Regions from separate parts of the Homo sapiens genome. Here region 2 is linked to region 1. The links are chromatin loops, found by intact Hi-C in ENCODE. Cell type or tissue: PC-3. All regions are shown on one strand.

Region 1 (4,000 bases):
GCTACTTGGGAGGCTGAGGCAGGAGAATCACTTGAAGTGTGGAGGTGAAGGTTGCAGTGAGCCCAGGTGGCCACTGCACTCCAGCCTGGGCAAGAGAGTGAGACTCTGTCTCAAAAACCGAAAGAGAGAAGAAATGTACAGTCTAAGTAGTAATTGTACTATCTGTAAGCTTAATTCTTCTAGGATTGTTATGGAAATTTATATATTTTTTCGACTCCTTTTTTGAGACAGGGTCTCACTCTGTTGTCTAAGCAAAAGAGTTGTACAGTTATACACAATCACGGCTCACTGCAGCCTTGACCTCCTGGGCTCATACAAACCTCCCACCTCCAGCTTCCTGAGTACCTGGGACTACAGGCACGTCCCACCCCAGCTAATTTTTTTTTTTTTTTAAGAGACAGGGGTCTTGATAATGTTGCTCAGGCTGGTCTTGAACTCCTGGACTCAAGTGATATTCCTGCCTCAGCCTCCCAAAGTGCTGGGATTACAGGTGTGAGCCTTTGCGCCCAGCCTTTACTCTTGGTAACAAGTAGATGCTTTACTGAGACTGTTCACATACAACCCTTTGGGAAACAGAGCCCAGTAAATATTGTGCTTATAAATGCTGTACCCCTTGTCGCCTACAGATACACCTGAAGGAAAGAGTGTCATGAGAGGAATTTGAAAAGCATTAATAATCCCCTAGAGATTCAAATTTATAATCCACAACTTTTATAAACAACCAGATAGTTCTATGGATAATACATTTCATTAAATCTTCTCCAGAAACAAATTTTGTATAGTGTTCACTTATTTCCCTGCCATTAAAAGGTCATTCTTCTTCATATTAACAGCAGAGAATGCCATGGAGTTGCAGTGATTGACTGAGGCATATTCTTTAGAACTCCTCATTACATATTTCTGATTTTAATTCGGAGAATCTGCCTTTTCCTAGATTCATAATGCTAGGACACACAAAAGAGAGAGAGTAGAAAAAGAAGAGTGGAGAGAGTCTGATGACTTATTTTTCACATACTTCAGATGTTCACTTTTTTTAATTTTTAAAATTGTGATAAAATGTATGTAACATAAATGTTATCATTTTAACAATTTTTTGGTGTACAATTCAGTGACTTGAAGTATGTTCACTATGTTGTGCAACCATTCCCACCATCCATATCCAGAATTTTTTCATCATCTCAAAAAGAAACTCTGTACCCATTAAGCAATAACTTCCCAGTCCCCACGTACCCACCAGCCGCTGGCAGCCTCTCTTTTACTTTCTGCCTATGAATTTGCCTGTTCATTCTATGTGCCTCTTATAAATGAAATCACACAATGTTTGTTCTTTTGTGTCTGGCGTATTTCACTTAGCATAATGTTTTCTAGGTTCACCCACGTTGTAACGTGTCAGAATTTTATTCCTTTTGAAAGCTGAATATTCCATTCTATGTGTATCTTTCCATCTGTTGATGGACATTCAGATTGTTTCTACCTTTTGGCTACTGTGAATAATACTGCTATGAACACTAGTGCACAAATACCTGAGTCCCTGCTTTCAATTCCCTTGGGTATATTACTTAGAAGTGTAATACTTGTCCACGTAAATTCTAAAAAGAAAGGAAAGATGCATACCCTTAAATATTACAATTTCAGGAGCAACTCAGAGCTGGTTTTACAAGTCCATGTAGGTAGAATGAGGGCTGCTGAAAAAGTATTCCAAGTATTCTAAAATATAGATGCACTTCTACTGCCTCAAGATGTCGGAAAGTTTCATTTTGATGAGAGCTGGTTATTTGGAAAGGTCCCAAAATGAGAGCTTATATCTAAGAAATGAACCCTCCCCAGTATCACCAATAAAAGGTTGTGAAGTTCTTCATTTTCATAGTTTCAATGTTTTCCCTTTAATGGATTGATTAGAGTGCCCTCATGTGTCTGTATTATTATATTATGGAGGTTTTGAAAAAGATATAATACTAGAATCATCCTAGAATTCTTCTTTATTCAGAAAAATAAAATTTTAAAAAAAAAGATATACTAGAATCATAGAACTGGGGAGAAAATTTAAATATCTTTTTGAAAAAACAAACATTGCCTGCATGCAACTCTGCATGCATGCCTATTCTAGGCACAATGAAAAAATAAATTTTTTATGGCTGGGTGTGGTTAGTCACACTTGTAACCTCAGCACTTTGGGAGGCCAAGGCGGTGAATTGCTTGAGGCCAGGAATTTTTTTTTTTTTTTTTTAGACGGAGTCTCACCTAAGCCTCCCGAGTAGCCGGGACTATAAGTGCCCACTACCACGCCCGGCTAATTTTTTGTATTTTTAGTAGAGACAGGGTTTCACTGTGTTAGCCAAGATTGTCTCCATCTCCTGAACTCATGATCTGCCCGCCTCAGCCTCCCAAAATGCTGGGATTATAGGCATGAGCCACCACACCCTGCCGAGCCCAGGAGTTTGAGACAAGTTAGGCAACATGGCAAAACCCCGTTTCTAGAAAACATTAGCCAGGCATGGTGGTGTGGCCTGTGGTCCCAGCCACATGGGAGGCTGAGGTGGGAGGATTGCTTGAGTCCAGGAGGCGGAGGCTGCAGTGAGCTGAGATTGAGATTATGCCAATGCATTCCAGCCTGGGCAGCGGAGCCAGACCCTGTCTCAAAAGTAAGTAAGTAAATAACTATTTTAAAAGAGTAATCTAAATCACACATACAAAAGAGTTTCTAAGATGTACAGCTACAATGTAAAGAATAAAAAACACACTCCTCCTAGTGAGAAAGAGTATATTACCAGTATCTTAGAAGCTGTGGATGCCCTTCATAAATTGCATCACCCAAGCTTACCCTCAGAGGTAACACTAAACTGAATTTAGTGTTTATTTCCCCCTGCTTCTCTTTATAGTTTTACTACTCATGTTTGTTTCCCTAAACAGTATTTTTAGGTGAGGGGTTCCTATTTTCCCCCCAAATTGAATAAACTGCATAAATTGAACCCTATCGTATGTGTTCTGTGACTTGCTTCTTCTACTTTTTTAAAAAAGAAGGCTGGGCACGGTGGCTCACGCCTGTAATCCCAGCACTTTGGGAGGCTGAGGTGAGCGGATCACGAGGTCAGGAGATTGAGACCATCCTGGCCAACATGGTGAAACCCTGTCTCTACTAAAAATACACAAATTAGCTGGGCATGTATCGGGGGAAAATTCAGCGAGATATCGGGCCGAAATTCACCCCCAATATTTCACGTAGGTTCTTTTCTATTTTCCCTAAGTGTCGGCTGGTCTGAGAAATAAAGGGACAGAGTACAAAACAGAGAAATTTTAAAGCTGGGCATCCGGGGGAGACATCACATGTCGGCAGCTTCCGTGATGCCTCCTGAGCCACAAAACCAGCAAGTTTTTATTAGTGATTTTCAAAAGGGGAGGGAGTGTACGAATAGGGTGTGGGTCACAGAGATCACATGCTTCCCAAGGTAATAAGATATCACAAGGCAAATGGAGGCAGGGCGAGATCACAGGACCACAGGACCAGGGCGAAATTAAAATTGCTAATGAAGTTTCAGGCTCGCATTGTCATTGATAACATCGTATCAGGAGACAGGGTTTGAGAGCAGACAACCGGTCTGACCAAAATTTATTAGGTGGGAATTTCCTCCTCCTAATAAGCCTGGGAGCACTACGGGAGACTGGGGCTTATTTCATCCCTACAGCTCGACCATAAAAGACAGCCGCACCCCGAAGCGGCCATTTTAGAGGTCTACCCTCAGGGACACATTCTCTTTCTCAGGATGTTCCTTGCTGAGAAAAAGAATTCAGTGATATTTTTCCATTTGCTTTTGAAAGAAGAGAAATATGGCTGTGTTCCGCCCGGCTCACCGGCGGTCGGAGTTAAAGGTTATCTCTCTTGTTCCCTGAACATTGCTGTTATCCTGTTCTTTTTTCAAGGTGCCCAGATTTCATACTGTTCAAACACACATGCTCTACAAACAATTTGTGCAGTCAACGCAATCATCACAGGGTCCTCAGG
Region 2 (4,000 bases), 64 kb before region 1:
AAATGCGGGTGTTTCCATGAGTTTTATTATTTTTATTTATTTATTTTTTTGAGACAGAGTCTCGCTCCGTCGCCCAGGCTGGAGAGCAGTGGCATGATCTCAGCTCACTGCAAACTCCGCCTCCCGGGTTCAAGTGATTCTCCTGCCTCAGCCTCCCGAGTAGCTGGAATTACAGGCGTGCGGCACCATGCCTGGGTAATTTTTGTTGTTTTTTAATTTTTTTTCAGTAGAGACGGGGTTTCACCATGTTGGCCAGGCTGTCTCAAATTCCTGACCTCAAGTGATCTGCTGGCCTCGGCCTCCCAAAGGCATGAGCCACTGCACCCGGCCTCCATGAGTTTTATAAGCCATCCTAGCAAACTAATAAAACCTGAGAAGGGGTAGTGAAAAGTGATTTACAGACAGTTGATTACCAGTTTAGGTGACAACCTACTATTGGCATCCCAAATGGGGGCAGTATTCTAGGACTGAGCCCTTAACCTATGGGGTCTGCACTAACTCCAGGTAGATAGTGTCAGAATTGAACTGAATTATTCTAGGACACCCAGTTGGTGTGTGATGGGAAAAACCCACACGTTTTGGTGACCAGAAGTGTGTTGAGTGTTGAATGTGAATGTAGAAGGAAAAACTTTTGCCTCAGTTGGTTTTTTCTTTAGAGTTGTTTTGTCTCTGTTAGGTAATCAGCTATTTTTTTCTCTGCTATTAAGAATCCAGTCTTTAGTAATATATCATACCTTATTAATTTTAAACTTTTAATCTATTAGCAAAGAAACATTGCTTAGCTTATTAAAATTATATGTAAAGTAAAAACTAATAGAACTTCTTATCCTTAAAACCTTTTTTTCTATGCAGAGAACCAGAACTTTCTGACAGCTATTTCAACTATCAAAAGACCTTTTGCTCCCTCATTTCCTAGACATTTTCCACAGAGTTTATAATATTGGACGTCAGATTTAGGGAAAAGTGGAGTATTACTGTTTTGTTTGTTTTTGCTTTTTTGAGACAGGGTCTGGGTCTGTCACCCAGGCTGGAGTGCAGTGGCATGATCACGGCTCACTGCAGCCTCGACCTCCCAGGCTCAAGGGATCCTCCTACCTCAGTCTCCCCAGCAGCTGGGACTACAGACGCATGCTACCACGCCTGGCTAATTTTTGTATTTTTTGTAGACACTGTGTTTCGCTATGTTGTCCAGGCTGGTCCCGTACTCCTGGGCTCAGGTGATTTCCGCCTCTCGAGGTGTTAGGATTACAGGCATGAGCCACCTCGCCCAACGAGTATTATTATTATTATTGTTTGTTTGAGACAGAATCTCACTCTGTCACCTAGGCTGGAGTGTAGTGGTGCAATCTCAGCTCACTGCAACCTCTGCCTCCCATGTTCAAGTGATTCTCCTGCCTCAGCCTACTGAGTAGCTGGGACCACAGGCCTGCGCCATTACGTCCGGCTAATTTTTGTATTTTTAGTAAAGACAGGGTTACGCCATGTTGGCCAGGTTGGTCTCAAACTTCTGAGCTCAAAGTGATCCACCCGCCTCGGCTTCCCAAATTGCTGGGATTACAGGTGTGAGACACCGCACCTGGCCTATTTTGTATTTTTAAAAAGCCTTTATTTAATAGGTTTTGCCACTAGTTTTCTTTCTTAATTTAAATCGTATTTTTAAATTTGTGGTAAAATATACATTACATAAAACTTACCATTTTAACCATTGTAACCATTACAAATTCTCATTTTGTACAATTATGAAAACAATTTGGGTACCAGGGGAGAAAATCTTCAGTATTAAATTTCAATTCTTATTCATGTTTTCCAATATTAAAATCATGAGACTGTACATTTTCCTCTGATTTTAATTTATTTCTAATTGCTTTGCTTTTAGCTATTTTGGAAAACTGAATCTCCAGGAAAATACAGCAACAGCCTCTAATGCATAGTTAGGGAAGGCCCAGGGTTCCAGCAACTTTCCAGGGCAACCACCTGACCAGTCCCCGCAGACCTCCCTTTCCAGCCACCTCCAGAGACTCCAAGTGTAGCTTCATTCTCCAAATAGCCACTCTGCTTCTCAGATGAGTAATAAACTATGTGGTTGCGTAAGTCAGAATTGCTCAATAATTTGAGAAGATTCATTCCCAGAAAAGCTCAAAGATACACTATGAAGATACAAATCACATTCTGCATTTACAGAATTCTTGTGTTGACACTTACGTTAGTAAGAGAAGAATTGCTAAAACAATTTTTTTTCTTACCACGTCCCCCGAAAGCTTACTCTGTCTGCTGAGTGAGCTATGACAGCAACACCAACTATTTACTCATTTCTCATTACGTTTACAGTTGGCTGCAACTTCCATTTCATTTGCAGACCTGAGCAGAATGCTGCTTTGTCTATAATTAAAAGAAACATCCCATTGAAAAGGTGAAGTTTTAATTCTATATGCTCCAAAACCTTCCATTTAAATTTTTTATCAAACGTTTGCAGTAAACATTGGTAAAACTTGCTTTAGGAGCAACAGGGTAAGGCCCAAACTCTCATCTCAACAAGAATCCATTTCCATAACAAAACTAATATTTTCAAAGTCATCTGAGTTAATCTAAATTGACAATACATATTTAATTGTGTAACTGTAAAGGAAACATTTTCATGATATGTTTTTAAACTTTGAATTTAAAATTAACTACTAAATGTTGTTTTGGTTGTTATTTTACAGCTCCTTTTAAGACCAGTATTTTTTTTTTTTTTTTTTTGAGATGGAGTCTCGCTCTGTTGCCCAGGCTAGAACGCAGTGGTGCGATCTCAGCTCACCGCAAGCTCTGCCTCCCGGGTTCACGCCATTCTCCTGCCTCAGCCTCCCGAGTAGCTAGGACTACAGGCACCCGCTACCACGCCCAGCTAATTTTTTTTTATATTTTTAGTAGAGAACAGGGTTTCACTGTGTTAGCCAGGATGTTCTTGATCTCCTGACCTTGTGATCCCGCCTCGGCCTCCCAAAGTGCTGAGATTACAGGCGTGAGCCACCATGCCTGACCTTAAGACCAGTATTTTGCTTTATCAGCCGGGCGAGGTGGCTCACGCCTGTAATCCTAGCACTTTGGGAGGCCGAGGTGGGAGGACTGTCTGAGCTCAGGAGTTCGAGACCAGCCTGGGCAACATGGTGAAACCTGTCTCTACTAAAATACAAAAAAAAAAATTAGCCGGGTGTGGTGGTGTGTGCCTATAGTCCCAGCTACTCCAGAGGCTGAGGCAGGAGAACTGCTGAACCCGGGAGGCCGAGGCTGCAGTGAGCCAAGATCATGCCACTGCACTCCAGCCTGGGTGAAAGAGTGAGACTCGTCTCCTAAAAAAAAAAAAAAAACCCTCAGTATTTTGCTTTATCAACCAGAGCTGATAAATAAAAACCGAATGAGTTATCTTTGCCTGCTTGATAAATGGGTTTGATAATGAAAACCATGATGAGATTATGATAAGGTGATTCACCTGCAGAAGTGGAAGCCGGCCAGTAACCAAGAGGCTGCCAAATTTCAGAGAGCAAAGGGAAATCTACACAAATCAGGATGCAGTCTCTGCAGATCGTATTTGATAGTTGGTAACCCCAGGCCAAAAAGAGTTCTTGGGTTTGAGGTTGGAACTCGAAAAATGTCCTAGAGCTAATAGCCTTCAGAAAGACATTGGTGGGAGGAAGAACTAATGTTTGAGGTAAAGATACTTGGAAGGAGAAAAGGACAGAACAAAGTCACAGAGAAAGCCTGGTATTTGAGGCATGCAGATAATGGACTTCTGAGAGAGCAGGGAAGATGTTAGAGAAATAGGGAAATGAAGTAAACAAAGAAGTAGACAGATGAGATGGCACAGCTCTGCGATTATGTACAGTCAAACAAATACTTGGGGAGTAAGCTGTAAAAATTATTTCGGAGAGCCCAGCATGGTGGCACATGCCTGTAGTCCCAGCTACTTGGGAGGCTGAGGCAGGAGGATCACTTGAGCCCAGGTCCAATGAAATGGCTATTT

The links. A loop is a pair of places that touch in the nucleus more often than their neighbours do. Peaks named below come from ENCODE experiments on the same cell type or tissue, not always from the same donor. Only the 100,000 strongest peaks of a DNase experiment are listed, where the experiment ranks them.
Region 2: it touches region 1 in a loop (2.6-fold over the local background); 36 of 110 quality-filtered maps call a loop at or near these places.

What each region holds. Positions count from the first base shown.
Region 1 is chr13:21,132,113-21,136,112 of GRCh38, forward strand. No RefSeq gene overlaps it. Among named protein-coding and RNA genes, the nearest start is that of SAP18, 6.0 kb to the right of the region's middle. In PC-3, a CTCF peak has its summit at 1,904 (motif pointing left); no DNase peak of the experiment used is centred here.
Region 2 is chr13:21,067,648-21,071,647 of GRCh38, forward strand. It overlaps LOC105370104 (a long non-coding RNA gene), which reads left to right. Exons shown (of 4, transcript XR_941728.1): 2 at 2,329-2,410. Among named protein-coding and RNA genes, the nearest start is that of LATS2, 8.1 kb to the left of the region's middle. In PC-3, no CTCF peak of the experiment used is centred here; DNase peaks (open chromatin) are centred at 2,144 and 3,504; H3K4me3 peaks cover 771 bases; H3K27ac peaks cover 1,270 bases.